Regions from separate parts of the Homo sapiens genome. Here region 2 is linked to region 1. A link is a loop called in an ENCODE intact Hi-C map of the cell type or tissue named here. Cell type or tissue: Caco-2. All regions are shown on one strand. Links, peaks and the distances in the headings refer to the core of each region. The heading gives the core; the rest is flanking DNA. Region 1 holds the start of LOC124903686 (a long non-coding RNA gene). Region 2 has its middle 25 kb from the start of LINC02134.

Region 1 (16,516 bases), core at 4,133-12,132:
TTTCCTAAGAGGGTTGCAAGAAGGATTGTTGCATTTAAGGGCAATTTAGTTGGGTGTGTTTATCAACAAAGTAATTATAACTATTTAGGCACCAGTTATGCACAAGGCACTGTGGCAGGAAAGTGAAAACAGACTGAAGGGTGAGAGACAGCTTATATTCAAATGCTGCTTACAGTCTGGTTGGAAAGTTGAGATACTCACTCACATTGACATAGACTAGCCATTTCACTGAAAATATCACCTTAAATTTCACAGCTGAGACTATGGCATAGCATGTTTTTGAGCATGTTTCTCAAACCTGACCTCTATAGCTTGGTTCTCAGGGGCAAATTTGAAATGTCAGTTTTCTGAAATGATAGCTCTCAGATCTCTGATCAACAATATGTAGGCTGCTCTAGCACTCCTTTCAGCTGAATTTCTCATCTCGTAAAGGATATTTTTTAATCAGTTTATGGGGGAAGGCTAATTTTGTTTGATAAAAGAAAAATGGAGGCACTCGATGATACACATTCATCTTGCTTTCAGTTCATGTTTCATGACGGATTTCCATCGCATCTGACGCTCTCACATTAACAAATCTTCGGATACATCATTTTGGAGTTAAGACAATAATTTGCCTGCAAATTTGACAAAAAATTTGGTAATGCTGAAGATCCATCATACAGATATAATTTGCTACTCTTGTGATCATTTTCAGTAAAATGATCCAATTAGATGCCACATAGCCTGTCATTAGGTTCTCTCCCTCAGCCAGCTGAAAAGGGAAAATAGAGTCATGTTATCAGTAAATAGCTAAAAGTTTGCTTTGTGCAACTTGAAGTCTGATTCTGACAATGTATTCCAGGGACATCAAGCTCCAAACCCTATTTACTCAACAAATACATGTTAAGCACGAGCACTCTGCAAGACACTGTGCTAGGTATGAAGAGGAGGAGGATCTACACCAAAAGTGTAAGACTTTTGGATCCAGACTCATGTTGACACAAATGACTAAGGTGAGTACAGGAAAGCTGGGCAAATGGGAGGCTGCGTGCCCCGCCTACTCAAGTCCAGTCACCTGTTACCTGGTGCAAAAGCATGAATGACGGGTGGAGCCAGATCATCTGAACTTTTACAAGAAGTCAGAAACCTGGGCATTTGGTGAAATCTTATTATTTGAAGCACCTGTCTATTGGCCTATGGGCTGCTAATTTAGACCTCTACACAGTAGGATTCTGGCCTTCAAGACACTTCTGGTCTAGCAGAGAAGGCAACAGTGGACACTGGCCACTTTGACACAAGGCAGAGTAAGATTAGTGCTGTGATAGACACAGCCCCAAAACAAAGAAGCAATATGGAAAGAGAGACTTCAATGCTAAGTCTCAGCAAGGGCCTTCTCACATGAGACACCTCTAGGCCCCGTGCACTATTTCCTTCGAAGACCCCACCCCAAGACATAGTAATCATATTAAAATACATCCAGTGCCCAAATTAACTAAATGTTTTGTTCTCAAAAACATTTTTATGATTTTGTTTTTTAAATATTGTTATTTGGATTCTGCAATTTTCGTATTTTGGAGTTGATTATTCCTACCTCCTTCACTGCAGGTCCCAAACATTGGCACAGGCTCCTGAAAATCCTATGAGGCCTAATTGCCTTGATAAATGACAATGTTTCCCCCAGCAGAGGGGAAGCTGAAGGGTTTTACAGAAAGAATAAACAGGAGAGAAGGTTCAGGATCAGTCTGGAAAGGATGAAGCCTTCAGCTCTTGACAAAGGCAGGTCAGAGAGGGGTCTGGAAAGATAGGTAGTAAACAAATTTTGGAAACTAGATGTGGATTTTAGAGTCTTCTCCAGGCCATGAGGAGCCACTGATAGTTTCTGAGAGAAGCCCGACCTGTCTAGAATATTGTTAGATGGGACTTGTCTGGAAAAACTTCAAGGAGGTAAATCTAAAACTTGGCTTTGACAAACAAAACTCAGGGCTGAGCTTGGTGTAGAACTCACATACTGTCTGCATTGACTCTACTCTTCTTTCTCTTGATTTTTTTTCTGGCCACTTTTCTTTTCAAGACTCCTTTCCCTGCCTCCAAGATCCCCAGAACCACATTCTACCCCTGCTGCCTGGTCTTCAGCAGTCCTGGTGCTGGTGTGGCTCTCTCTGGCCTTCTTAGTCCACTTTTCATTCATTATTAAATGTGCTTTCTCCCAAACACACTTCCGTATGGTTCACAATATAACTTCTCTTTCTACCATAGAAAGGAATTACTTTATAGAACTGTAATGCTGAAAAAGACATTACAGGCCAACCACCCTTTATTTCCCTTAAGTTTACAGGAAAGGAAATTGGCTTAGAGAGGTAAAATGACTTGCCTAAGGTCACCAGAATCAGAGCCAGAGTTGAAACAAGAATCCGTGTCATCTGATTCAAACAATTCTGCTTCTCTGCACCAGGCCACATCCTGTGGGCATAACCTGAAAGTTAAATGGACAACTATGCAAAGGTATGACCATTCAGACACTAAAAAGAGACACAACTATTCTCTGAATTAAGATTGGTGTCCTTGGCAAAAAGAAAAAAAAATTACATCCCATGTTTATAAATTCCAAGAATAAATATTATGAAAATAATTATACTACCAAACGCAATCTACAGATTCAATGCAATCCCTATCAAAATACTAACGATATTCTTTACAGAAATAGCAAACACTATTCTAAAATTCATACGGAAACAGAAAAGATCCCAAATAGCCAAAGCAATCCTGAGCAAAAAGAACAAAGCTGGAGGCATCACATTACCTGACTTCAAAATTCACCCCAAAGCTATGGTAACCAAAACAGTGTGATATTGGTATAAAAACAGACACATAGACCAATGGAGCAGAATAGAGAACCCAGAAATAAATCCATGTATTTACAGCCAATTGATTTTCAACAAAGGTGCTAAGAACATCCACTGGGGAAAGGGCAGTCTTTTCAATAAATGATACCAGGAAAACTGGACATCTAGATGCAGAATAATGAAACTAGACTCCTTTCTCTCACTATATACAAAAAGCAAATCAAAATGGACTAAACTTAAATGTAAGACTTGAAACTATGAACTAACTAGAAGAAAACACAGAGAAAATGTTCTAGGACATTGGTCTGGGCAAAGGTCTTATGAAAAAGACCTCAAGAGCACAGGCAACAAAAGAAAAAATAGATGAGTGGGATTACATTAAACTAAAAAAGCTTCTTCACAGCAAAGGAAACAATCAACAGTGTGAAGGGACAACAGTAGAATGGGAGATGATATTCACAAATGATTCATCTGACAAGGGATTAAAATCCAGAACTCAAACAACTCAATAGAAAAAACAAATAATCTGATTTAAAAATGGGCAAATGAGCTGAATAGACTTCTATCAATAGAAGACATACAAATGGCCAACAGATGTGTTAAAAAATGCTCAACATCACTAATAGTCAGGTAAATGCAAACCAAAACCACTATGAGACATCATCTCACCCCAATTAGAATGGCCATTCTCAAAAACACAAACAAATAACAAATGCTGCTGAGGATACAGACAAAAAGGAACTCTTACACGGTGTTGGTGGGAATGTAAATTAGTTAGCACAGCTATTATGGAAATGGTATGCAGGGTCCTCACACACTAAAAATAGAACTATTATATGATCCAGCAGTCCTATTTCTAGGTGTATATCCAAAGGAAAGGAAATCAGTACGTCAAGGAGTTCTCTGCACTCCCATGTTTGTTACAGCACTGCTGACAGTGGCCAAGATATAGAATCGACCTAAGTGCCCATCAACAGGTGAATGAATAATGTGGTATATATACACAATGGAATACTATTCAGCCATAAAAATAATGAAATCCTGTCATTCATGGCAACACAGGTGAACCTTTATTCACGATGTTAAGTGAAACAAACCAGGAAAGACAAATGCTGCATATTCTCACTCCTTTGCGGAAGCCAAAAAAGTTGATCTCGTAAAAGTAGAGAGTAGAATACTGGTTACCAGAGGTTGGGAAGTGGCAGAGGTGTAGCTAAACATTGGTTAACAGATACAAAATTACAGCTAGATAGGAGAAAAAGTTCTAGTGTTCTATAGCGTTGTCGTGTGACTATAGTTAACAACAGTTTATTGTTTTCTTTCAAATAACTACAAGAGCAGATTCTGAATGTTCCAAACACAAAAAAGATTAATATTTGAAGTGACAGAGATACTAATTACCTTGATTTGATCATTACATATTGTATACATGTATTGAAATGTCATACTCTACCCCATAAATATATACAATTATTATGTATCAGTTAAAAAATAATAATAAAAGAGGGAAAAGATTGCTGTCCTTCAACCTAAAAATACTTCTGGGCATGGGACCCCATGGTTTGTGGACAGACCAGGTTGTCCTGGTGCCAATTAGACATCCATGGAATACACAGTGTGTGATTTACTTTCCCTTTTCAACTAAGAGTGAATGAAATAAAATTTGGGGCTGGTGAGCCACCCTTTTTGTAATCCTCTGAGAGAAAATGTGAGAAAACGTCTGGCCTGGAAATAACCATTTTTAAAGCCCTTTTTAAAAGCCCACTCTTGGAAAAATAGTGATGTCAACCAGCCACTTCCTAGCCTTCTATGCTTTTTCCCACCATTTTAATGAAGAGGGCTTCCCAGACATCATGAATTTTGCATGAAATCCTCATTTCTCTTTAAAGAGATTTAGTGCCAAAACCTTCTGTGACAACCAAAACCCATGTTTGAGTTATATTGTTAATGTCAATATAACTCACAGTGATGTGTTGTGTTGTGGAGACAGTGGGCAAAATAGCCATAAATTCCATCCTAAGTGTACCATCTCCCCAACGTTTCTGGCATTGTCTGCTGGACTGTCATGACATCTCTTCCTACAGACCCCCAGGAAGGGCAACATCACTTCCTGGCTCCGAAGCCTCAACCTGATGCTTTAATAATAGATCCTGATTGTCCTATCAAAACTACAATCCCTTCGACATTCATTTAATCTCTTCCTTTTGAGGTCATTTCCTAAAACATGAAAATCACTGCTCAGTTTTGTCCTTTTCCTTCCTATTTTTGAAGATGTCATTGTTTCTGCTGAGACCAGCACCAAGGGCGCTAGATGATAAAGGCAGCTTGCAGGGAAGGTTTCCTTGGGCACAGGGCCCTAGATTCTCACCCTGAATTGGATTTCAGGTAGTCCCACTCGGAGAAGTTGTTAGCTCACTTCCCGGCTGCCTCTTCATTTCTTTGCAATGCCAACAAACCTACTGCAAACACAATGAAAATTCTTCCCTCGTTTGAATCTGTGCTTACAATCTCTAATTAAGTAATAACTTTCATAGCACTCTGCTTCTCCAAGCCTGAACGGTATTTCCATTACCTCCTCTACTGAAGTCAAAATTACAGACCTGTCATTTTTGGATTTTTCTAAAAAACGCAAGCATTAAATTATACCTACATTCACCCATTAGTAATTTCTCTTCGTGGTGGGTGTTTAAATCTATTATAATGACTCTACTATCTCTTCAACTTTCTATCCCTCTCAGAATATTGATGAATTCTACCTCATTCTGGACTGCCTGTCTAATTTTGTCTTTTAATTTCTTGATGAAACATGAATTTGATTTTATAAAGTTCTTTTTTCTTTCTCTTTGGGAAAGGAAAAGAGAAACATCTTTCTGATGTGGAGTTACTATTCCTCTTTAAGGGTGAAAAACTGATAGAAGAGGAATTACCTTTTAGGTTTCAAATTGTCTTTGAGCAGAAGTGACTCTTCAGTCGCAGACAGATTGGGTCCCTTGTTCTGGGGTGTGTAATCATTTTTTGCCACTCACTCACACTTTGATGAAAATACAAGTTTTGTGTGCTTTATATGTATTGATTCTTTTAATCCTCATAGCATCCTTACAAGGTAGTGTATTAGGCAGTTCTTGCATTGCTATAAAGATATACCTGAGCCTGAGTAATTTGTAAAGAAAAGAGGTTTAATTGGCTCGTGATTCCGCGGCTTTACAAGAAGCATGGTGCTGGCATCTGCTCAGCTTCTGGGGGGGCTTCAGGAAAGTTACAATCATGGCAGAAGGTGAAGGGGGAGCAGGCATGTCACATGGCCAAGCAGGAGCAAGAAAGAGAGTGGGGAGAGGTGCCACACACTTTCTTTTCTTTTTTTTTTTTAGATGGAGTCTCAGTCTGTTGTCCAGGCTAGAGTGCGATGGCACCATCCCGGCTCACTGCAACCTCTGCATCCTGGGTTCAAATGATTCTCCTCCCTCCTGCCTCAGCCTCCCGGGTAGCTGAGATTACAGGTGCCCACCACCATGCCCAGCTAATTTTTATATTTTTAGTAGAGACGGGGTTTCACCATGTTGGCCAGGCTGGCCTCAAACTCCTGATCTCAGGTGATCCACCTGCCTCGGCCTCCCAAAGTACTGGGATTACAGGTGTGAGCTACCGTGCCCGGCCTTTTTTTTTTTTTAGACAGAGTCTCACACTGTCACCCAGGCTGGAGTCCAGTGGTGTGATCTCTGCTCACTGAAAACTCCACCTCCTGGATTCAAACAATTCTCCTGTCTCAGCCTCCCGAGTAGCTTGGATTGTAGGTGTGCGCCACCACATCCAGCCATGCCACACACTTTCAAACCACCAGATCACGTGTGAATTCAGAGCTAAAGCTCACTTATTACTGAGGGATGGCCCAAGCCTTTCATGAGGACTCTGGCCCCATAATCCAAACACCTCCCACAAGGCTCCACCTCCAATATTGAGGATTACATTTCAACATGCGATTTGGGTGGAGACAAATATCCGAACTATATCAGATAGGTTCTATTATTGTTCCCACTTTATAGATGAGGACACTGAGACAGAGAGGCTAATGAACCTTCTGAAGATTGCACAGTGAGCCAGTGTCAGATGCAGATTGAACCCAAGTTGTAGTTTGGCTCCAAAGTCCACATCTGTCAAGCTTTTTTGAGTCACAAGTAACAGAAGCTCAACTCAAAATAGGCAGAAAGGAGGATTTGTTTCCAAACCTTGAAAAGAACGGGAAGTCTCTCTGAAACTATTGAAGCTGGAAACTTGAGTGACCTCGGGACTTTATCTGTGATCTCTTTGTGTCCCCCAGAACCCTGAGGCTGGCTTCTTCCTGAAGGCTGAAGTCAGGGTCACCAATTACTCTTTAGCTGACCCTCCCAGCCTTACATTGAAAATGAGGCTCTTGCTCCCAAGCTCCAATTAACAAAGAAATAGAAAAAGAAAGAGAAAAACAGGAAAGAACAGGTTGCATGCCCAGGGGCTGGATCAACCACTATGGCCAGGAGGATGAAGTATTAGGATTGGTTCAGCCTGGGTTAATTGCCTGTCCTTAAATAAGTTATTGTGGAGGAGATAAAGTAGCCTCCAGCAAATCACATTTTAAAGTCATGAAATTTAAATAATAATAATAATAATAATAATAATTATTATTATTATTATTATTCCCTAAAAGATGGAGGATGGCACAGCTTTGCCACTGGAGTAATTACTGCAAGCTGAACAGCCACCCTGAAGAAATAGAAAACTCAGAGAAAAACAAAGGGTAAGATAATGACTGTTCCTGAAGCAAATGAACAGGTGCACAGATTCGGCGACACCAGACCTTCAGGTCAACTGTCAGCCAGTGCTGAGGACTGGGATCCCCCTGCAGGTGGGACAGCGACAGTCCACTTTGCCAAAGTTCCCATACGGCCTGCTTTGCTCATTTATGTCACCTGCCTGGCCCCCACAGGCATCTGAGTTTGAGACCTGTGGCTTAGTGTGTTGCCAAATAGCACAGTCAATCATTGGGAAGACCAACTAGAGCGTCCGTTTCCTCCTTCACATTTGGCCAACAGCCAGTGAATGCTTCGAAGACAAAATAGCCAAGACAAAGGATCCAGTCATTAAAAACAGAGTTTTCTTGACAGAATGGCTTATGGCATTTGACAGAATTTTTCAAGGCGCAGAAAAACACATTTGACAGCATGTGTTTTAAGCAGAGATGCGTATATGACACGTAAAAAGTCAATCACTGCCAGCCTTTATGTGGGGAGAGATCGGGAAGGGAGCGAGAGGGGCTTCATTTCTTCCTCCTTCCTTCTTTCCACCCAGAGCCTCAGTCTGCCCTCTGTAGATGGTTGTATGAAATAGGCAAACCCATTTCTCTCCTGTGCCCATTAATTTCCAGACGTTCCCTTTGTGCTAGTGCCCAGCGGCTCCTGGAAAGCCTCAGGCTCCACAAACTCCAAGCTTTTCCCACTGTGGCCTGAGAGATTCTTTCCTGCATAAGGCAGGAGATGATTTTTGGCAAGAGGCCTGCTGAAAGCTTTCTAGAACTCAAAGAAAAGATTGTGTTTGTAAAGTAGCCTCTGGAAAATCATGAAGTCATGAAATAAGAAAAACCCAACAATTTCCTAAAAAATAGGGGATGGCACAGCTTTGCCACTGGAGTAATTACTGCAAGCTGAATAGCAACCCTGAAGAAATAGAAAACTCAGAAAAATAAAGGGCAAGATAATGATTGTTCCTGAGGCAAATGAATAGGTGCACAGATTTGGTGACACCAGACCTGCAGGTGAACAGTCAGCTAGGTGAGGACTGGGTCTCCCTGTAGGTGGGATGGGGACCGTCTGTTGGGACAGGGGGGGTGGTGGTGCAAACACAGGATGAGAGTTTTAAATTACACAGTCAGTCTTTATTTTTCTCCACATCTGAAGCTGCCAAAATATAAACAGCCACTGTAAAGAGGAGAGGGCAGTGACCCTGAGCTGGGAAGTGGAAGGCGAGGAAGCAGGAGGTGGTCACTGAGGAAAAGACATCATGCCAGTCAAGCAAAAATGGCTCTCTCCATTCCCATTTCACTGAGTGCCCATGAGAAGATGAGTCTCTTGCCTCTTTTTATGGGATTATTGGTTCCATTATGGTATTTGAGGTGGAGAGCAGACTTGGCTGCCAGTGACTGTCTGTTTCCTTCAGCTGTCCCTTTCAGAATAACAACCCATATTTATGCAGTGAATTCAGTTTTCCTGACCGTTTTTGCTGCCCTTCTGGGCATCATTGTTCTCCCTATGCCTTGTGTAATCATCCCACTACAATTCTAAATGATTTCAGTGTTTATTTGTATGTTTTCCCCTCATTTTGTTGAGAAAGAAGAAAACAGTTTGTTGCTCCCTTGTTGCACCCCTACAAAATCTTAGCTTCAGCTTGTATTAGACTAAGATCATCTTGCTCAACTCCTCATTGTGCTGATTTTCTAAAGGCAAAAAGTATTGCCTATATCAAATCCAGCTATTGGCCAAAGGTAAGTGAGAATGAGTTTCAACTTTCTTTTTTTAAAAAAATTTATATAACTTGTGCTCAAGGTAATCCTTAATCTAACAGCAATTGTCTCTCACACCAGATTAATTCATCCATTCATCCACTATCCATCCATTGACCCACCATAAATCCATCCATCCATCTATCCATTAATTCCACCATCCATCTATTCATCATCCATCCATTCATCCATTAATCCATCATCCATCCACCCATTCACCATCAATCCATTCACCATCCATCCATCAATTCATCCATCCTTCTATCCACTGATTCCACCATCCATCCATTGATCCACCATTCATCCATTGATCCACCATCCAGCCATCCATTCACCACCCATCCATCCATCTATCCATTGATTCCACCATCTTTCCATTGATCCCCCATCCATCCATCCATCCACCATCCATCCAACCACCCATTCACCATCCATCCATCCACCCATTCACCATCCATCCATCCAGCCATCCATTCACCATCCATCATCCATCCATCCATTCATCATCCATCCATCCATTCATCATCCATCCATCCATCCATCCATTCACCATCCATCCATCTATTCATCACCCACCCATCATCCATTCATTGATATACGTCCATCCATTCACCATCCATCATCCATCCATTGATCCACCATACACCCATTTATCCACCATCCATTCATTCACCATTCAATCATTCATCATCCATTTACCATCCATCCATCCAACATCCATTGATCCACCATACATCCATTTATCCACCATCCATTCATTCACCATTCAATCATTTATCATCCATTTACCATCCATCCATCCATCCATCCAACAACCAAACATCATCCATCCATCCATCCATACATTTCATGCATTCGGCATTTTGTTGAGTGACTGCTGTGTGCCACTCATGAACAGAATCTTTGCTTTTTTCAACTGCAAGTAATATTTATTCAGGTAAAAATATCAGATCAAAACACCGTCTCTTTGACATTTACATTCATCCCAGTGACAATATGGGATCAGCTGCATCACAAAACATAGCTACTCTGCCGAAATCAGTTTTTAAAACAACCAAAGAAGCAATTTGACTAGGCAATCATTAAGTGTATAACTGGGCTTAATTAGATTTTTCTGCAGAGTATTATGCTGAAATCTTTAAAAGTAATTTTTACTTGTGGAGGTAAAGTATGACTATGTGTCTTTTAAAAAGAAGAACAAAAGGAAGGAAAAGAGAGAGAGATAGAGGATAGAGGTGAGAACATCACAAATGTCTCTTTGCTAAGATCCTTTTTCTCCCTAGGCCTAACCATGTTCCCGTCCTTTTGCCTAAGGCCACCATTGTTATGCGGCAGGATATAAAGACCTTTTTATATGCATTTATATGCTTATTTACAGTGTAATTTATATTAAAATACACACAAAATAATGCCCCATATTTCTCCATGGGTAATTATATATACATGCATTCCCTGATATTTTTCTGGCAAGCAATTTCAGAAGTTTCCCATGGTTTTAGTAGGAATGGACAGAGAATGTGGATCATTTGTTCCCTGCTTTACAGCTTAAATCTAAAGTCCCTGGTTAAACATCAGTGCTTTGGTGGCAGCAATGTCTGGGCTTGGGGCAGAATGATGGCATAAATTTTTAGAAATGTATTTTTTCCAGATCAATTAAAATTTAAAACCGCCCGCTTTTATAGAGGGTACCACATTATCAATTTTCTCCAGTGTTTTTTCTTAGTAAGGGCTGGGAATTAGGAAAAGCAGTGTATTACCACTCTGACTTTCACAGACCTAGCCTTTTCCCAAAACCCACTTGCTCTTCGTTCACTCTCCCTGAATTAAGAGTAGAGAAATTGCCACCTGGGGAAAAATATCTTGAAGAAGCAAGAGTCTTAAAGCATGGGGCTGTCACTATATCAAGCCCAAACTGGAGGTGGTCGTGGCATAAAAACAGGGCCTTAAGTCACAATGTTAGGCTTGCTGTCACTCTAACAGGAAACTTTCTGTGCAGCTGCTCCGCCGCATCATTAATTCATTGCCTGTTTCCTTTATGCTGCACTCTGGCAGCACCGATCATAATACATTCATTTGCTTTTAACACAGAGATTTCATTCTTACCCCTTCTGCCCCAACTTTATCCCCAGCTCTGCTCCCCAGCATAGATCAGTGAACCCCAAATGTCATACTGTAACAATGACACCACCATCCATTAGTAGACGGAGGAACTCCCAAATTGGAAATGTTTAAACTTAAAAAATATGTGTCTGAGTTATAAGTCAGCAGGATTTCTAGATATATTCAAATAGTCTACGTAAACATGAATAATTATGCATGTTACCTAAGAATCCATGTTAAATTATTCATTCATATAGCAGATTTTCCAATTAACCCAGAGTTCTCTTCTATTGGATGAATGCTTTTTTTGAGAGTAATGATTATATTTTTAATAGTTTGTGTTTATTATAAAGATTTTAAGCAATGCCAAATCTATGAGGAAGAAAGTAAAAGAGTTACCCTGAATCTAGCCCCCAGAAATAGATATCATTAAATAATGTGACACTTTAAAAGTTGCAAGAATATCACTCCAAACACCTCTTTCTCTCTTGCATATATACAGATAGGAGGGCAGATGAATCAACTAAAATACATTTCTCTGAAGTAGGTGATGCATACTATTTTAAAAAATAAATGTAATTTAATTTTACTTGAATTTAGAAAAAAATGGTTATTAAACTGAAAATATTTATGAATTTCAAGTAAAATTTTCTAAACCACCAGAGGTATTAATTGCTAAAAGATTGCTCTTAGCTTAAAATGCTAATGAGCTGGGCATGGTGGATCATACCTGTAATCCCAGCACTTTGGGAGGCTGATTTGGATTGATTGCTTGAGCCCAGGAGTTCGAGACTAGCCTGAGCAACATGGAGAAACTCTAACTCTACAAAATACAATAAAATTAGCCAGACAGGGTGGTGCATGCCTGTAGTCCCAGCTAGTCGGGAGGCCGAGATGGGAGGATCCCTTGAGCTTGGGAGGTCAAGGCTGCAGTGAGCCATGATGGCACCACTGTACTCCAGCCTGGGCAACAGAGCAAAATCTCGTCTCAAAAAATAATAAAAATAAAAATAAATAATACGTTAATGACAATGAAAACTGGAAAAGGTTGAAGTCACATTTTTAGCTATGTATATCAATTTAAAATAATATTTATACACTTTATTCTATGGAAGATATGGAAATTAGCACTACCTCTCTGTATTTTTGTTAGTTTTTTTAAGTTTTCAAGATTTACGACATTCACAGGTTAGTCTGTGATTATAATTTCCAACTTACTTAGTCCTGGTTGATATTTGTGTGGCTCCAATGCTCAGAACCTGCCCCTTTCCTGTGGTTTCTCCACCATTAGTTCTTTATCTGGACTCCTCTTTTAAGTGGCTGAATTTTGTTGTTGGGTGATTTTTTCAAAAGGACTCAGGAGTGTTGCTTTTCCATGGTTCTCTCCTGTGGAGAATCTCTGCTACTGTGACATCAGAAGGACATGGTATTGGAAGGCAATAGATTGGGAAGGTGCGTAACATCCAGCCCCTGTGACCAGAGAGGACAGATGTGCTGCCAGCTTCTTAGCCTGCTGGGTTGCAGGGGTCCAAATGTAGCTGCATTTAGGAGGAGGAGAAGGAGGTGGAGGATGGGGAGAGAGAGGGAAGAGGAGGGGAAGCAGGAGGAGGGAGTGGAGAGGGAGGGAATGGAGGAGTAGGGGGAAGAGAGAAAGGGGAGGAGGGAGAGGGAAAGAAGGAGGAGAAGCAGGAGGAGGGAGAGGAAGGGGAGAAAGAGGAGGAAGAAGAGGAGAAGGGAAAGGAACAGGAGGAAGGAAAGGGGAAGGAGGACGAAGGGAAGGAGAGAAAAGAGGAGGGAGAGTGGGACCATGTGTTAGGGTGGGCACTGACTCCGCAGGAGAAAAGGATCCCCTGGACTGGTCCTTCGTGGGTGCCAGAAAAAGGCTGCCCACCAGAAGTTCACCCCCACATTCGTCCCAGCTCTTGGAGCAGCTGCACATAGAATGCAAAGGAGAAGGACAAAAGCCCCCATGAAATCCCAGAGGCCAGGAAGTGAGCACAAACAGTCCTGCCAGGGAACTAACGAGGAAATCCTGCCACCTGAAAGCCAAACCCTCTGTGGAATAAAGCAGGGTGAAACTAACAAATAAATCAGAGTCAAAGCAATGAAAAGGCGGTGAGGGTGGGAGGAAATGAAAAGCTGGTGAACAGGCACAGCTGGCCCATTCAGAGCAAGCTTCATATCTTTCAATTGCAGGACGTGCTTTGCTCTTCAAGAATGTCCACACCTGTTTCCTCATTCAGCCTCTCAGCAACTCTGTGGAGTTGTCAGGACTCACCCCATTTCACAGAAGAAGGCACCAGGCTGGGAGATGCAGGGCTGGTGGTACCTACTAATCCAGGGGGATTTTTCGATGTGATGCTGCCTCTATTACAGTCAAAAGACAATAAAAGAAAAAAAGGCAAACAAGATGAAACTGGAGAGTTTAGACACCTTTCACTGTGTGCTTCTTTTGGTTGCCTTTTGCAAGGTGGAGGCTGGGGCCAGCTAGGTAGTGGCCCCCCATCATCTCTGGTTACCTGGCATCCATCCCTTTCCCTAATAGCCTGCCACTTTCCCACTGAGGAATTACCTCCTTTCCCTCCCCACTGTGGGTAATCTTGGTGCAAAATAATTTTAGATGTTCACTTTTACTGCAGAGATGAAGGGAGCCAAACCCATCCCAGGACAGTTGGGAGAGGTGTCTTCCCCACAGACTTTGAATGCTGAGGAAATGCTAAAAGCAAAAATGCAAATGGTCATTCATCATAGCAATGGTGCAGGTTGTAGGGACCATGGCATCCTGTTTTGTGGTAGAACAGCTCCTGCCTGTTATATCTTCATTTATATAAAGAGACTAAAGTTGCTTTCTGTCACACATAGCCCAGAAGCCTAACTGATGCAAAGAGGTTTGGCAGACTCATAATCTTTCCAAAGCTCCAGCCCCATACTTAGTCATTAAGGCCCTAATGGACAGCCAAGGAATTAGGAAGGGGGCAGAGAGGAATAGATCATCCCTTCCTCCCTGGGCTGTGCAGCTACAGAAGAGCAGATCCTGAATTTGGCAGGTGCACAGCAGTCATCAGTGAATCACATGAGAAGCTCTTGGAGCCTCCAGGATGGTGGATTGGTGGCTGCTAAGATTTTAATGTAGCATCCATCCAAAATTCACGTTGGAACTTAAATCCCAAAGTGATGGTGGGAGATGATTAGGCATGAGGGCTCCATCCTTGTGAATGGGATTAATGCCTTTATAAAGAGGCTTCAGAGAGCTGGCTGGTCATCCTGTCCCTTCCGCCAAGTGAGGACACAGCATTCATCCTCTCTGGAGAACACAGCAACAAGGAAGCAGAGAGAGCACTGAATCTGCCGGCACCTTGGCTTCAGACTTCCTAGCTTTTGGAGATGGATGAAGAAATAAACTTTTATCATTTATGAATTACTCCATCTGTGGTATTTTCCTATGGCAGCAGGAACAGACTAAGGCCAAGCCTGGAGGATCCTGGGTCTAAAGGCTGCATTAAGCTGGGGTTGCCTCGGGACACAGGCTTTGTATAGGAACATTCTGGAGATGCATCTCTACCACAAAGCTCATTGAAGATGTCATTTCCTCCTGCAAAAACTTCCCTGCACCAGCAGAGTGGCAGGCTCCCTGTAGAAAGGCTACCCTCCAATTCTCACTGCTACTGCGGCAAAGAGATGCTTGGAAGCACCTGCCTGGGAAATGTCTGAGAGTTAAGTGTGAAGCTTTCACCCTTGCACTCTGTATGGGGGCAGAATGTCCACTCCTGGGGCTGCCCATCAGCGTGCATCTTCCACTTGATGGCAGAGCTTTGCTTCCAGAGTGCTCACCAGAGCAGCCCGGCAGGCAAGCCTCTGTAAACCCCACCTTGGAGCCCACTTCCAAGGGACTCTTTCCTGCTGCTGACTCAAACTTTCCCTCTGTAGGTGGAGGGTGGCTGTCTCCCTGATGTTGCTTCTCTCCACCTTTTACTCTTTTTATTAGAGTAGGTAGTTAGGAAGACATAAGCAGGGCAGAAGGGAGCCCCTCCACCAGGAATGTCAGCTGACCATCAGGTGATGGTCGGGTAGTTATTAAATGGTCTCTCTAAAATAATCATTAGTCACAGCCAGCATCAGGGAAAGGCAGTCTCCCAATAGATAGAAAACACCTGAAACTGATGATCAGCAACTTCCTGATAAGATCTTAGGAGTTGGGCGAGTGGACTCAAGCATGCGCATTAACAGGCAGATGGTGGAGATTACCCAGTATATGACCTTCCTCTAGGAACACTCATCTGGTAAGGGAAGGATGCCTCAAGTGAGCATGTACACTTCAGTAAACATACTGTGCATGTGGCCCCTCCCAAGTGCTGGCAGGCCACTGTGCATGTGGACAGCCCACTCCAAGGGAAGAATCAGAGGACAAGAGCTGCAAGACCCCCAAAGCATGCCAGTGTATGAAACCCCAAGTCAAAGGTCAAACCGCACACTTGATCTCTCAAGTCACCCGCTTGGCCCTCTTCCAAGTGTACTTTACTTCCTTTAATTCCTGCTCTAAATCTTTTTAAATAAACTTTCATGTCTGCTCTAAAACTTGCCTCAGTCCCTCACTCTGCCTTATGCCCCTCAGACAAATTCTTTCCTCTGAGGAGACAAGAACCGAGTTGCTGCAGACCTGTATTCACTACTGCTAATACTCTTACAGCAGAAGAAACGGAACATGGTTGCTCATTGTGGAAGTTGGTGGTAAGTGAAAGAGTCTAGTAGAAACCAAAAAGTTTTTATTTTACTTTATTCATTCGCTCCTTCTTAAGAAGGCTGCTTGCAAAACAGAGATGAGAAAGCACAATGGGTAGGGCCACAGCAAGAGAAGAAGCAAACCCTTCCCTCTGTTACTGGTGGAGGGTGTCCAGGTTCTTGGCATACTGAATTGGACAAAACGTACAAACAAAGCAAAGAAGGAATGAAGGGATTTATTGACAATGAAAGTACACTCCACAGTGTGGGAGCGGGTCTGAGCATAGGGGCTCAAAGGCTCTGTTACAGAATGTTTGAGAGTTTAGATACCCTCGACTTGGGGTAT
Region 2 (16,516 bases), core at 3,536-11,535, 100 kb before region 1:
ATCGCAAGTCTGGGCCTACAGAACTTCCGACCAATCAGCTTCAAGTTGAAGTTCCCATGAACCCCTCTGTGGGTTCAATTAATTTGCTGGAGTGGCTCACAGAACTCTGGGGAACACTTACGTTGACTGGTGTATTAAAAGGATTTAATGAAGAGGTGTATAGGGTGGGGTATGAGAGAAGGGGTGTGGAGATTCCATGTCCTCCTGGGTTCACCACCCTCCAGAAACCTCCCCATGTTCAGTTCTCTGGAAGCTCTCCAACCCTGTCCTCTTGGGTTTCTATGGAGGCTTCATGATGTAGGCATGATTGATTAAACCATTGGCCATTGGTGATCAACTTGACCTTCAGCCCCCCTCCCCTCTTCCCTCCTCAGAAATTGGCAGTTGGGGCTGAAAGTCCCAACCCTCTAATCCTGCCTTGGTCATTCCAGTGACCAGCCCCACTTGAAGCTATCAGTTAACATCAACATACAAAAAAACAGCACTTTGGAGAGTTTAGGAGTTGTATGACAGGAAGTGGGGATGAAGACCAAATATATATTTCACAATATCACAAGCTTCAATACATTTACTTTGGGAGCATTTTCCACTATACATGGCCAGTCCCCATAGCGGCCTCAATCACAGATGCCCTTCTTACTGTGCTTGGGCTCTGACACCTGACACTGGGCCATCGCTCCTCTATTCCCATGTGTTTTTGCTTCTCACCCTGCTCAGGCTCCAACACTTCTTGTCAGCTGCTGCTACCCTCACCCCTCAACACACACAGCTGCCCTCCCATCTTGGACCTGACACCCTGTGCTGACTGCTGCCATCCCTCCCCATGGTTGTTCTCTTTACCAAGCTAGGACTCCAACACTCCACACTAGATTACATGGTTGCCCTCTTAGGGTACCCCATGGTCCCTGCTGTTAACTGCCCCTCCCCGACACATGGCTGTGTTTCATTCTTCTCAAGCTTCAACACCTTGCACTGGGGCATTACCACCACTGCCTACCACCCTCATGCACTGACTCTGACATCCCATCCCATGCTGCAGGGATGCCCTTCTTCTTTCACTTGTGACACCTCACATAGGGCTGCCTCAAAACCCACACAGACCTACCTTGCTTGGGCCCACGTGACGGCTTTTGGACTGAATTTTTCGGAAAGAAAGGAAAGAGAGAGGAAGAAAAGAGGGCAGGAAGGGATGGAGGGAGGAAGGGAGGAAGAAAGCTATAGTTACTTTCTGTTCTAAAAATGAATAGCTAACATTCATTTTTCACTTACAGAATATATGCTGTTCTTTTTTAAAAATATACTTTATTTTTTAAGAGCAGTTTTAGATACACAGCAAAATTGAGAGGAAGGCATGGAGATATTCAGTATACCCACTGCCTCTGCACATGTAGAGTCTCCCCATTAACAATATCCTGCACCAGAGTCATACATTTGTTACAATTGATGAACCGTCATTAATACATCATTATCACCCAAAATCCATGGTTTACATTAGGGTTCACTCCTTATCATGTACAGTCCATGGGTTTGAACAAATGTATAATAACATTTATTCACCGTTATAGTTCTTATGGAGTCATTTCATTGCTCTCAAAATTCCCTGTCTCTGTCTATTTATCCCTCTCTACCCTCAACCCCGGCAACTGATCCTTTTGTATTTCTGTAATTTTGCCTTTTCCAGCATATCATATATTTGGAATCATACAGTATGTAGCATTATAAGATTGGCTTCTTTCACTTAGTAATATGCATTTAAATCTCCTTCATGTCTTTTCATGGCTTGATAGTTCATTTCTTTTTAGACCTTAATAATATTCCATTGTCTGAATGTATCACAGTTTATTTATCCATTCACCTACTGAAAGACATCTTTATTGCTTCTAAGTTTTGGCAACAGATTGTAGAGAATTGGTATAATTTCTTTCTTAAATGTTTGGTAGAGCTCACCAGTGAGCTCACGTGGGCCTGGTGCTTTCAGAGTTGGAAGGTTATTAATTAATAGTTTAATTTCTTCAGTAGATATAGGCCTATTCGGAATGTCTATTTCTTCTTTTGTAAGTTTTTGAAGATTATATATTTCAAGGAATTTGTCCATTCATGTAAGATATAAAATTTGTGGGCATAGAGTAATTCATAAAGTTTTTTTATTATCCATGTAATGGCCACAGGATCTGTACTGATGTCTCCTCTTTCACTTCTGATAGTAGTGATTTACGTAATCTCCATTTTTCTTAGCCTAGCTAGAGGCTTATGGACTTAATTAATGTTTTCAAAGAAACAACTTTTGTTTTTTCTTAATTTTCTCTATTGATTTCCTGTTTTCAATTTCATTGATTTCTGCTTTAATTTTTTATATCCTTATTTTGAATATAAGTTTTATTGTTATTGAGTTGTAAAACATCCTAAACTCCAGTATCTTTTTTGTTAACAGAGAATATATGAAACTGTTGGACTAATGTTGAAAAATATACTATGCATATTTGAAAGAAAATAACCATTAATTTTTTGTTTTTACAGTAGAGACATCTTGGCCAGAAGCAATGCAACAACAAACAAACTTTAAAAGATAAAAAACACTTGAATCTTCATTCAATATTATTGTTAATATTATTTGTCAATTCATATTTATATTATTTGTCAAATTGTATTGCCGATATACAAACATGGCTTAAAACTTGGAAAGAATATATCGCTTGTTTATTTAATCATTGGAAAATTCCTCAGATTATTTTTCTGTGACATAGAAAAGACCGAATATTTGAAACAACAGTTCTTTGCACCCACAAGATTATTGGCACAAAAATGAAGTTGAGGTTTAGGTTGAGGGAGTTGACCATGAGTACCGTGAATTATTTGAACATTGTTTATTTACATGTGATGAAAACTACTAAATAGGCAATAAAGTAATGAATAGTAAAGGCCATCCAAAAAAGTGGGGACAGGAAAGAAGAAAGGAATTTGGAAGAATGGATCAGAGACACTTTCACTATATACCACATATAATTGGATGTTGCAGCAAGAAGTCACACTGATCAACACAGGTTGCATCAGGAGTTTGCAAACCTAACCACATCCCACAAACCTCTTTGGTGGCAGAATTCTAGATACTGCTCCTCAGTGACTGTGCTGACATAGCTTAAAGCAGAAATCTATTTGTGTGCATTTATTTTGTGTAAATCTGAATTTTGAAATATTGTGACACAAAAAAGTGGATTTCTTCCATTCTGATGCTAATGTGAGGTATCAATGCTCTAATTCAGTCCATTTTCCAGAGTGTGAGTCTCAATGCAATAGCACTTTATCAGTTATCTGAGACTGTTACAGAACTACTTTTTCATTATAAATTATATTTTACATTATTAAATTGAAACAAACATATCGTGGAGGTGAGTGAACATATCCATTACTTTTTTTAGATATGACAATATTTTTTAATTTTTTTAGAAGAAAAGAAGAGGTATTTGTATATTGTAACATGGAGACTGAATAGAATTTGAGTAAGGAAAATCCCGTTTATGAGCAAGATCTTTAAAAATGTAACTTTCAAGTAGAAATTCAACAGCAGTTTATTATGGCATGTATTAGAAGTTGATGGAATTAATGGTAGATTATATATTTTTTTAAATGCGTTATTGATTAAAAAATATTTAGATTAAGGGGAGACACGTGCATGTGCGTTACATGGGTATATTGCACAATGATGGGGATTGGACCTCCAGTGTACCCATTACCCAAATGTTGAACACAGTCTTCAATAAGCAGTTTCTCAGTCCTCACTCTCCCTCACCTTATCCCCTCCTGTAGTCCCCAGTGTCTATTATTTTCATTCTTATATCCATGTGTACCCATTGTTTAGCTCCTATTTATAGGTGAGATCATGTGCTATTTGATTTTCTGCTTCTGAGTTAGTTCACTTAGGATAATGGACTCCAGTTCTACCCATGTTGCTGCAAAAGACAATTTTTATTAATTCTTTTATTCTGCTTACTTGAATTTAATTTGCTCTTCTTTTTCTAATTTTCTCACATGGAAGCTTAGATTATTAATTTTGGATCTTTCTTCTTTTCTAATATATGCATTTAGTGCTATAAATTTCCCTTGAAGCACTGCTTTTGCTGCATCCTACACATTTTGATAAGTTGTATTTTTATTTTTATCTTATTCAAAACTTTTAAAAATATCTCTTGAGATTTCTTCTTTTACAAATGTGTTAGAAATGCATTTTTAAATCTCCAAATATTTTGGGATTTTCCAGCTATCTTTCTGTTGATTACTAGTTTAACTCCATTGTGGTCTAAGAGTAGACACTGCATGATTTCTATTCTTTTAAATGTGCACAGGTGTGTTTTATGGTTCAAAATGTGGTCTAACTTGGTAAATTTTCCATGGGAGCTTTAGAAGAATGTGTATTCTGCTGTTGTTGGATTAAGTAGTCTATAGATGTCTATTATATCCAGTTGATTAATTACTTTTTCATTCTTTCCTAGGATTTCCATCTCTCTGCTTACATTGCCCATCTGTTCTTACATGCTGTCTACTTTGTCCATTAGAGCCTTTAGCATATTAATCATAGTTGTTTTAAATTCCCAATCTGCTCATTCTAACATTCCTGCCATATGTGAATCTGGTTCTGATGCTTGCTCTGTCTCTTTAAACTGTGTTTTTTGCCTTTTTGTATGCTTTGTAATTTGTTTTTAGAAATAGGCTCTTGCTCTGTTGCCCAGGCTGGAATGCAGTGGTATGATCACTGCTGACTGCAGCCTCGATCTCCTGGGTTCAAGCAATCTTCCTACTTTAGCCTCTGAGTACCTGTGACTATAGGTATGTGCCAAAATGACTGGCTAATTTTTTAATTTTTTTGTAGAGACAGGGTCTCACTGTGTTGCCTAGGCTAGTATTGAACTCCTGAGCTCAAGTAACACTCCTGCCTCAACCTCCCAAAGTGCTGGGATTACAGGCATGAGCCACTGCACCCAGACTGTAATTTTTTTTTTTTTTTGAGAGCCAGGCATGATGTACTGGGTAAAAGGAACTGTAGTAATAAAGCCTTTAGTAATGTAATGGTTAAGGTGTAGGGGATAGGAAGCATGCTCTAGTCTTATGATTAGGACTGTTGAGTCCTATGATCAGTCTGTTGGTGAGCTCGTACCCCTGGGTGGTAGGCTTCACAAATGCTTCTCAGGCCCCCTTAACTCCACCCTTAGGTAGGACACACTGGCCAGAGTAGGCTGGAGTTGGGTATTTTTGTTTCCCCAGGTCAGTTAGGTTCGGATAAAATTCCAGAAGTATAAATTCTGGTAAACTAGCTTCTCCTAAGGACAGGTCTTGTTAAGAAGAATGCTCTGGCATATTTCAGAGTGATTCATTTTCTCCTTCCTCTGTTGGAAGCACAAGAGGATTTTTCTCCAATATTCACTGTGAGAAACTGATATTGCTGCTGGAGGTGTAAAACATACAAGTGTGGGGGCCCCGCACGACTAGGTCCCCCTGGAGGTTTAACTTTCAGACTTGTCTGCAAGGAGCCTCTAGCAATTTTTCATTTACAGTTCAGGTTTTTCTATCCAAGTACTGGATTCTGCTGAGGTTTCGGGTCATGGGTTTCTGCTCCGGGAAGTTTTGGTTGTTTGTATTTACCTGTCTGTCTCTCCAAATATGGAGGGCAACAGTCTGCCCTCTGGCCTTACTTCTCTTATGGATCTGAGAAGAGTTGTTGATTTTTCAGCTTGCTCAGATTTTGACTTGTTGGGGCAGAGTGTCAATTTCCAAGTTCCTTACATGCCACATCAGTAGTGGAAAGTCTAAAATATTTTTAAAAATATATTTATTTGTATGGTTCAACATATGCAAATCAATAAATGGGATTCCCCACATAAACAGAATTAAAAAAAAAAACAGTATGATCATCTCATGGATGCAGAAAAAGTATTCAATAGAATTCAACATCCATTCATTATAAAAATTCTCAATAAACTAGGCAGCAAAGGAACATACTTCAAAATAATAAGAGTCATATATGACAAACCCACAGCCAGCATCATACTGAACAAGCAAAAGCTGAAGCTATTCTCCTTCAGAACCAGAGCAAAATAAGGATGCCCACTCTCCCCACTCATATTCCACATAGCCCTGGAAGTCCTCGCCAGAGCAATCAAGCAAGAGAAAGGAATAAAGAGCATCCAAATAGGAAAAGAGGAAGTCAAATTATCTGTTTGCTGATGATATGACTTTTTACCTAGAAACTCCAAAGATTCCTCCAAAAGACTCCTAGACCTGAAAAACAACTTCAGCAACATTTCAGGATACAAAATCAATGCATAAAAATCAGTAGTATCTCTATACATTAATAACATTCAAGCTGAGAGCCAAGTCAAGAATGTGATCCCATTTACAGTAGCCACATACAAAAAGTACCTAAGAATTCATCTAATCAAAGAGATGAATGACCTCTACAAGGAGAACTACAAAACACTGATGAAAGAAATCACAGACAACAGAAATTCCATGCTCATGTATTGAATCAGTATCATTAAAATGTACATACTGTCAAAAGCAATCTACAGATTCAAAGCAATGAGAAACCATCTCAAACCAATCAGAATGACCATTATTAAAAAGTCAAAAAACAGCAGATGCTGGTGAGGATGCTGAGAAAAAGGAACTCTTACATATTGTTGGAATGTAAATTAATTTAGCCCTTGTGGAAAGCAGTTTGGAGATTCCTCAAAGAGCTAAAAATAGAACTACCATTAAATCCTGCAATCCCATTACTGGCTATGTACCCAAATGAAAAGAAATATTTCTACCCAAAAGACATCTGCAGTCATGTGTTTATTGCAGCACTATTCGCAGTAGCAAAGTCATGGATTCAACCCAGGAACCCATCAATGGTGGATTGGATGAAGGAAATATGGTACATATATACCATAGAATAGTATGCAATTGTTAAAAAAAGAACAAAATCACGTTCTTTGCAGCAACACAGATGCATCTGGAGGCCATTATCCTAAGTGAATTAATGTGGAAACAGAAAATCAAATAATGGATGTTCTCACTAATAAGTGGGAGCTAAACATTGAATACATTTGGACATAAAGATGACAATAGACATTGGGAATTCCAAAAGGTGGGAGAGAGGAAGTGGGACAAGGGCTGAAACACTATCCATTGGGTACTGTGTTCTCTATTTGGGGGATGGGTTCAATAAATGCCCAAGCCTTAGCATTATACCATACACCCATGAAACACATCTGCACATGGACTCCTGAATCTAAAATTTAAAAAATATATATTTATTTGGATTAAAAAGTGAATCTGAATAAAAGGACAATTTTATGAAATAATAATACAATTTGTATTGTAATAGTTTAAGTTTGGGAAACTGTGCTGTTGCCCAAAGGGGTTGGGGCAGAAATGATCTCTTCCTTTGTTAACTTCAGCTCTCTGGCCCAGTAACTACTCCACTGTGCGTATGTAGTTTCTTAACCACACAAAGTCCACATGCATATTCCAGTGACCATTTGCACCTGAAACAAAAGGTGTACACAGCGGAGAGCCCCTGCTTTGTCAGCTGTGATTTATGAGCTCCTGTGTTTGGAGGAGCTGCTGCTGCAGGCTGCACTGACTCAGCACCTGAGGGCAGCCTGTCCAAACGTTCTAGCCCCTGAACGCATGTCTATGTACTCCCTGTCCAGACCTGGAACCCCAGGAGTGCTTTGCTTCTCACTACATGCCCATTTCACCCCCAGCATTTCTCTCCTTTCTCCTCCTCAGTTTGGAGAAGATGCCCTCTGCTCCCATCCCAGATAGCCTCCCTATCTCCTCTCAGCCGTGCCAATTTGACCAGCCTCAGGTCTCCCTCTGCACAACTGTGAGGCTTACCTGGGCACCCTATTCACTTCCCTTTTGGCACCTCTTTTCACCACAGCTCCCCTCACTTTGCATGAGTTTGTCCTAGAAGGGTGGGAAAAAAGATGATCAGAAATCAAGACTTCAAGTTGTCCTTGACTGTTACAAATGTGTATGGGTGTGTGTGAATCGGAGCTGTTGTTAAATGAGCAAGTCACTAAACATTCCCAAGTTTAATTCCTTCGAGTGATCCTCTAGACTTCTAGGCTGTCTTGAATCAAATGCCCTTTATCCTATTATCACTCTGATATCTATTCAGGAAACACCTCACTGTACACTTTGAAGAAGGACAGTGCTTATGTCCATCTCTTACCATGGAAGCAGAGGCTCTCAAATCCTTCCTCCACTTTCCCTCCATCCTCCATCCTCCATCCCAGCCAGGAGACAGAAATGTGCTGTAAGTTCAGTCCATCAGCTTCTGTCTTGTATGACCTTGATGACTGGGAAAAGGTGGGAGACCATCTGGCAGTTGGCTCCCTGCCGGTGGAGGAAGGAAGCATAGGCCAGAGAGGTCCTGTGGCCTGACCCACCCAAGCCTGTTTCTCTGACCTCCTGGTGATTCTTTGAACCTCCAATATCCTTTCATTACATTCCCTTTTTTCCTAAGAGACCAAATATTTCTGCCTTTTTTTTTTTTTTGCAACCAAGAGTCTGATTGACATAGCCTTTGCCTGTAAGAATAATAATATCTACCTCACAGGGATTTTGTGATTATTAAATGAGAAAGCATGAGAGCATGCCAACACTCCTAGCTTGGTGCCTGGAATATGCAAACTGGTTTACAGAAAGCTTAGGATGTGTCAGACCCTGAGATAAGCAATACACAACCTTAGCTCATGGAGTCCCCCAATGAATCTATAGAGAAAGTATTACCATTTTGCCAAGCTGGAAACTAACGCAGGGGGAAGTTAGGTAACTGACAAAGGCCATTCTTTTGTAAGACAGGATTGGGCTTTGTTTCCAGGCCTACCCAATATTAAAAATCTTGATCACCTCTCCTCCTTCTTCATTTCTGTGTCTTCCTGCTCAACTCAGCTTTGAGAACTATCAATGTGGGTTTGGAAGTGAAATCAAAAGCAGTCGTAGGGGCTAGAAACCTAGAATGCAGCCTCTCAGGTAAGGTCCTCAGGCACTACCTCTACTAACTCTGATGGTAACACCTCTGATATGTAGAGTAGAATCGTGTTTGCCTCATTCTTACCCTGAGATGTCTCCTGAACATGAGGCCATGAGCTGGGACAAAAGTCAGCCAAGGAGAGCAGCTAGTGTTGCTTTGGGCCTCACAGGCTATGAGCTTCCTGAAAATGTGACTTGGCGTGGAGGCTAGGCACAAATGGAAACAGAGAGTGTGGGTTAACTGGAGAAAGATCCCTGCAATGGTTTTGAAGGTTGTTGGGAAATTTCCGTGGGACAGAGTTGCAGAAGAGGAAGGAGTAGGGGGAGGGGGAGTGAGGAGGAGGGTGGGCTGTGTGAGTTTGCATCCTCTGCTTAGTTCCCGCTGACCAGAACAGAAAACTGGCCACGAGAGGCCTCAGCTCCGTTCTGCAACATCCCTGGAGTCTGCGGAAGCCCCTCCAGCAGCTCCAGGGCCTTGAAAATTCTGGTACTTGTGGCATCTACCTTGGTATCAGCCAGAACTGCAATGAGCTGGCTTACAACCAGCTTTCAAAGGGAGAATTCATAAGCCTAGCCAGCAGGCAACTGAGGGGTGGACCACCTTCAGGCACAATTGGATCCAGGTGCTCAGATAGTGTCTTCAGAACTCTCTTTTTCCCCAGGCTTGGTCTGGCTTTCCTTTGTCGGCTTCTTTCTCAGCAGGATCCGTCATGATGGAAAACACCCCCACCAGCTCCAGGCCAACCCCCTCCAGCTGAACAATCAGAGGGAAAAGAGAGCACCTCTTTTCCAGTAGTTCCCAGAGCAAGTCCTAGGCCTGATTCTTATTGGTCCAACCTGATTGTGTGCACATCCCTGAGCCAGTTGCCATGGTCAGAGGTATAAACTACCCTTTTGGCCATGCCTGTGAAATGGAGAGGGTGGGATGAGGTCAACTCACACCATGAGGACTGAGCCTGGAGCAGAATCCATTACAGTCTTCTGGATTTCTGCACCACTGAAGGAAGAGAAGACTAGCCTTCCCACTCTGCTTCTGCGATCAGCTACCTTGCCCATGCCCAGCTGAACTCTGCTGCAATTTGGAGACAGGGAGAAGGGGCTTTGTTCTGAGGGCAGAAGACCAACATTAGATTTTTGCACGGTGGCCCTTTTGTTTGTTTGTTTCTTCTTCTTCTTCTTCTTCTTCTTCTTCTTCTTCTTCTTCTTCTTCTTCTTCTTCTTCTTCTTCTTCTTCTTCTTCTTCTTCTCTTCTTCTTCTTCCTCTTCTTCTTCTTCTTCCTCTTCTTCTTCTTCTTCTTTCTTCTTCTTCTTCTTCCTCTTCTCCTCCTCCTCCTCTTCTTCTTCTTCCTTTCTTCTTCTTCTTTTTCTTCAGAAACAGGGTGTCACTCTGTCACCCAGGTTGGAGTACAGTGGCACTATCCTAGCTCACTGCAAGCTCTGACTCCTGGGCTCAGGAGATCCTCCTGCCTCAGTCTCCGAAGTAGCTGGGACTACAGGCACATGTCACCACACTGGCTAATTTATTTTATTTTTTGTAGAGGTAGGGGTCTTGTTGTGTTACTCAGGGTGGCCTCAAACTCCTGGTCTTGAGTGATCCTCCTGCCTTGGCCTCCCAGAGTGTTGAGATTACAGACATGAGCCACCACACACGGCCTCATCTGTGCTCTTGAAGCCTCCCGGTGTTTCCTGAGAGCTGTCTTTTTTTCTCTTTGTATCTCTTTCCCTCTTCCCTGGTGACGTGCACATAGTAGATGCTCAGCAAGAGCTGTTGAATTTGATGATAGAATATTGAGGGAAGAAAGGAAAAGAAGACAGTGTCTGCCAACTGACTTTCAGCCCCTTTTATTCAAAGCAGAGTGGACACTCCTCTTTCAGTCCTGGAACACTGCATTTTCTTGGACAAGACCATTGTCATGGCCCCTTCCCCACCTGACCCACGTTGCTGGGTGCTGTGGAGTGGAGAGAAGCAGAGGACGGGGGAGGCTGGGTGCTGCTCTGTTCCGTGGAACGCAGAGCAGAGATGATGTGCCCCTCAGGGACGGAGTCAGGTCCCAGGCCCTTCCGCTCCATCTTCCTCAGCAGAGCTCTGGGCTATAGAGCTGGCTGCAAATGTTAATTGGGCACAACTTAACTTCATTTGACTGCATTAGCTCTGCTGTAATAATCCATAAAGCACAGAATGTGCATCAGATGCAAGTTGATTGTGTAAAAGCTATATCTTAATCATATTAATTGAAGTTTCAGATTAGATGGGTTTCCTTTTCAAGCCACATTTTATTACATTTCATTAGCATCATGTTAATAGCAGCACAATAGCAGAAACTCTGGACATTAGAACAATTTTCTGATGGTTCAACTAAATTTTCTGTGCCGTTAACTCGAATGCTAGCCTGGTTAGGCGGGATTTCTCTGCTGGTAGAAATATGCCTTCTTCCTTTGTGTCTGCAAATTCCTGCAGCATCAGACAAACCCAGCCTACAATATTTAGACTGATTTTTACCAACTTAATAGTTTGGCCTCCAGTGAATCTTGGTCTAGAGATGTAGCTGGTCCTGAGCCCAAAACTGTGCCTTCCCCCTGTCTTTCTTCCTCTTTTCCTCACCTACTCCAAAGTGGATTTGAAGTGGCTTATTAAAATATAGATAGCAAGATAAAAGTAAATATGATCAGTGTGTGCAGGGATGCTTGGATTCAAATCCTGACTCCATCACCTCCTCATTGTGTGGCTTCATACAAGTGACTTCTCCAAGCCATGTTTCCTGCCTGTGAGATGAGGAGTCCCCTCCCCGTAGGGCTGCTGAGGGCTGAATGTGAAGTTCTTGGGTGGCCTGTGTGGCTGGGATGAGTGGGCATGGGGTGGGAGCCGGGGGTCAGGGGTCAGCATGGGCAGGTCCTTCAGGTCCATGGTAGGACTTGGCTGTTACCCCCAGGGAGATGGAGGCCACTGGGGGCTTGTGGAGTGAGAGGGTGCCCCGGGCTGACATAGGCTGTGAAAAATAACTCTGGTTGTTTTGTGGAGGGTGAACTGCAGCGGGGCAAGGGGAAAGCAGGGCCAGGGAGGAGGCTGTTGTGATCATGGTGGTAGCTTGGACTAGTGAGGGGGAGGATGGTCAAGGCAGGGTCCATTTTGAAGGGGAAGCCAACAGTGTCTATGAGAGACGGGGTGGGGACGTTGGTGAAAGAGAGGGGCTGAGGGTGGGTGAAGGGATAGGGGAGTGAAAGTGCTCACTCTGTCAGCCTGTGTCATGCTAGAGCCAGTGCTCCCACCCCTCAGTGCCCTGTCTGCTTCCTTACTGAGCAGGCTTGTAGGGCTTCATTGCTTCCCCTTCTGAGGAGCATGGCCCAAGTCACACCGGCTCCCAGGCACTCTCGAATGCGCCGGGCGAGCCAAGCAGACTGATATCTTGGGTTTTCGTATTGGTTTTCCTGTTCTTCAAGGGGCTCCCACATAGGTTACCACTCTCTTCTCTCTACACCAGCCCCATGCATTAGACAGAGCATAAGTTATCTCCTTCCCAGGTAAGCAAAACCACGAGATAAACCACACGTTCAAGGGCAGATGCTCAGTCGTTAGTCTTTGCTACATGAAGTGAGTGAAATAACAACACGGACACTTTGGGACCTAGTGAGGACAGGTGTTAGAGAAATCCAAGATTTTCTGATGGTAGGAAAAGGTTTTTGTAAAATCTGGTAATAAAGTTTAAAATGTTTAAATCAATATAATTCTTATCTCCCCAATGATCTCTTGATTTGGGGCTAAAATTTTCTAGATAAGAAACAGGGCTGGCCGTGGTGGCTCACATCTGTAATCCCAGCACTTTGGAAGGCCTAGGCAGGAGGGTCACCTGAGGTTAGGAGTTCGAGACCAGCCTCTGGTCAACATGGTAAAACCCCATCTCTACTAAAAAATACAAAAATTAGCCAGGCGTGGTGGCACACAACTGTAATCCCAGCTACTCGGGAGACTAAGGCAGGATAATCGCTTGACCCTGGGAGGTGGAGGTTGCAATGAGCTGAGATTGTGCCACTGCACTCAAGCCTGGGTAACAGAGTGAGACTCTATCTCAAAAAACAAAAACAAAAACAAACAAACAACAACAACGAAAAGCCAGAATGAAACCAGTGTTTGATCTCCTCCTGTAAAACTACATGTGATACGCACCTTTTCTCAGTTAATCCCAGTAAGGACCCAAGAATACATACTATTATCCCCATTTTACAGCTAAGTTACTGAGGCAATTTTGGCCCCGAAATAGTTTATATTCTATAACAAGCCAGGTGCGGTGTCTCATGTCTCTAATCCCAGCTACTTGGGAGACTCAAGTGGGAGGATTGTTTGAGGTCAAGAGTTCGAGACCAGCCTAAGCAACATAGTGAGACTTGCATCTCTAAAATGAAAATGATAAGAATAATTTATATTCTATAAGATGCCTGAGTTTCCACTCAGTCATAAAAGGTGAGCTGAAATCTCAGTTAGATAGGAGGAATAAGTGCAGGAGATCGTTCATACAACATGGTGATCACAGTTAATGGTAATGTGTTACATACTTCAGAATTACCAAGAGAGTAGATTTAAGTGTTCTCACCACAGAAAGAAGTATGTGAGGTAATACATATGTTATTAGCTTTATTTAGCCTTTCCACAGTATGTGTATGTGTGTGTATATATATAAACATCGTGTTGTAGACCATAAATATATACAATTTTTATCAATTAAAAAAATAGCTGAGCCAGCCAGCAGTTTGTGTACCATGTGTCATCTACTCAGAAGGGATTTTCATATCAAGGCTTGTGTCTCCAGAAGCCTTCTAATGCGAGCCCTAAATACAAACATCAAAACACATCACCCTCCGGGGAGGCTGCCGCCATCTCAGGATTGCATGTGTAAATGACTCAAGAAAAAAAACACAGCTCTTGGATTTACAATCGAAAGCTGAAGGTTTCGTCTTGGGGAGAGCTGTGCGTCAGGCAACCAGCCAGGGGTGGGAGAGGCGGCCAGTGCTCCCCACGCGGGATCCCAGGAGGACCCTTCTAGGAGCAGTGGGCTGAGCCTGCGGTGGGAATCTGTCCCAATTGTCAAGTCCCTGTGTCATCGTTTGTCAACCAAACAGGCTATGTCACAGCAGATTATGCTGGTGTCGAAGAGAACATTCTGGCTGAAAACACGTCTGAGGCTGAAAAATGTTCCTCCTCAAAAAATTGAGTGGTTTTAAGGGAAAAAATGTTCCAGAGGGTTGGTAGGCAGGTGTGGATGTAAATTTTCCCTCCTTTAACGACACAGGGGCAGGTGTCCTTCAGTATTTTGTGTGTCGGCCCCAAGACAGGGACATGCGCTGTGACTCCGTACCAGCAGGACAGCCTGGACATCTCAGTGAGGGGACAGTGGGCCAAAGACAGAAAGGTTAAAGCAGAGATGGAAACTGGTTTGCTGGATCAAATGGGGCCCACAGGTGTATGGGTGGTTGTTTGGTTGTTTGGCTGGCTTAGTGTTCAAAAATTATTTACAGCCAGGCACAGTGGCTCACACCTATAATCCCAGCACTTTGGGGGGCCGATCACGAAGTCAGGAGTTTGAGACCGGCCTGGCCAATATGGTGAAACCCCGCCTCTACTAAAAATACAAAAATTAGCCAGGTGTGGTAACGCGTGCCTGTAGTCCCAGATACTTGGGAGGCTGAGGCAGAAGAATCATTTGATCCCAGGAGGCGGAGGTTGCAGTGAGCCGAGATCACGCCACTGCACTCCAGCCTGGGCCTCAGAGTGAGGGTCCATCTCCAAAAAAAAAAAAATTATTATTATTATCCAGGTATGGTGGCACATGTCTGTAGTCCCAGCTACTCACGAGGCTGACATAGGAGGATCACTTGAGCCCAGGAGGTTGAGGCTGCAGTGAGCTATGATTGTACCACTGCACTCCAGCCTGGGTGATATACCAAGACCCTGTCTAAAAAAGAAAAAAAAATATTTAAATTGTGCACTCAAAAGAAACTGAAAAGAAAAATCCAGATGTTTGCCTTTTCTGGAAAGACTGGAGGATCTGGCAATTTGGGGCTGGTGTTCTAACATGAGGCATTGTCTGCACTGAGCAGTAGCTGCCCACTTTTGGGCAGAGCATGAACTCGCCAGTTTGTTACGCTCTTCACTCATTTAAATTACCTGCCTAGCCCATTTGGCGCTTAAATTTGCAGTCCTGATTCAATGCAGGGTCCCAATCACAAGTTCGTTAAAGGGGCCCCCATCCAGCTCCCCATCCGCTCCCCAGTGACTCCTTCCCCCTCCTCTTTTCCTTCCTGTCTGCTCCTGAGTGAGATAGGACTTAGGGTCAACATTTAAAGAGAAGCCGTTTCCTATTTGTTTTGAAGCTGCAGAATCCCCATTCTCCTCCCCCAGTTCCTTCTACCTATTTTGTTCTTCTAATAGCGGGAAAGGGCAGAATTTTAATAATATCTCTCTAGAATGACTTTCTTCATGCATGAATTATTTCTCATTTACAAAGGTTTGGGAGATACTTTTTCCCCCTCCCTTCTTGCTGTGGAAAATGATGACTGTTTTCATTGCTAGACACATTACTGTCAGAGCTCATGAAGCTGACGGCCGAGCCCATTTTCCCATGGAGTCCCTCTCCAGCAGCTGGCTCAGCTCATCACATCCCTGAAATAGCTCTTGTCAAGGTATGAACAAGTATCACAGTCACGGTGACTAATGGCAGGTGACTGCTGTCATGACTCTGCTGGCCTAGAACAAAGGCAGATGAAAGGCCATGGACAGCCAGCTCCCCTCCATTCATCCTTACAACAACCTCTTGGAAGTAGGCATTATTGTCATTATTCTTACAGATGAAGGAGCAGAAGCACAGAGAAGTTGAGCCACTTTCCCAAGGTCACCCAGCGAGTAAATGGAAGAACTAGTACTTAAACTTGGCTCTGCCAACTCCCAACACTTTAACCACCACACTGGGCTGCCATACCTGGGCTTTTTTTTGAGGGGGGTGGGGTGGGATTTCACCCAGAAGCCTGGTTCACATTGAAGAATACAAGATGATTTCTGAGATGTGTGGGTAGCAATGGCGATCCTTCAAAGACTCTACATACCCTTGAAAGCATTCATGGTTTCGAGTCACTGCAACCTTTATACTGTGCTCAGCAGTTTGCAAACTCCATTCCATTTAATCCTCATAACACTCCTTTGAAGTAAGCGTTGTTCATTCCCACTTTACAGATGCAAAAACTGAGGCTTACAGAGTTTTGTGACTTGCCAAAGATTGAATAGCCCAGAAAGGAAATTGTAACTGAGTCCTGTCTGGCTCCAAGGACCACTGTCCTTTGATATCCTCTTTACTGAGGCCTCCTGGGGGCAATGGTCCCAAAGTGCAGAACTCACATCACTGGGGGATGTGAAATCATTTTAGGAAATCATGGACAAACTCTTTTCGTTTAATGTCATGCCCTTATTATAATCTTGGCTAGAAAAAAATACTTTATGACTATTATTGCT

Evidence for each region. Peaks named below come from ENCODE experiments on the same cell type or tissue, not always from the same donor. Only the 100,000 strongest peaks of a DNase experiment are listed, where the experiment ranks them.
Region 2: a loop joins it to region 1, with 4 times the contacts of the local background. A loop is called at or near these places in 2 of 110 quality-filtered maps.

The regions. Positions count from the first base shown.
Region 1 is chr16:48,034,349-48,050,864 of GRCh38, forward strand. LOC124903686 (a long non-coding RNA gene) reads right to left here and starts at 13,044. Exons shown (of 2, transcript XR_007065062.1): 1 at 12,670-13,044. In Caco-2, for the core only: CTCF peaks have their summits at 7,685 (motif pointing left) and 7,893; a DNase peak (open chromatin) is centred at 7,723.
Region 2 is chr16:47,932,277-47,948,792 of GRCh38, forward strand. No RefSeq gene overlaps it. Among named protein-coding and RNA genes, the nearest start is that of LINC02134, 25 kb to the right of the region's middle. In Caco-2, for the core only: no CTCF peak of the experiment used is centred there; a DNase peak (open chromatin) is centred at 7,575.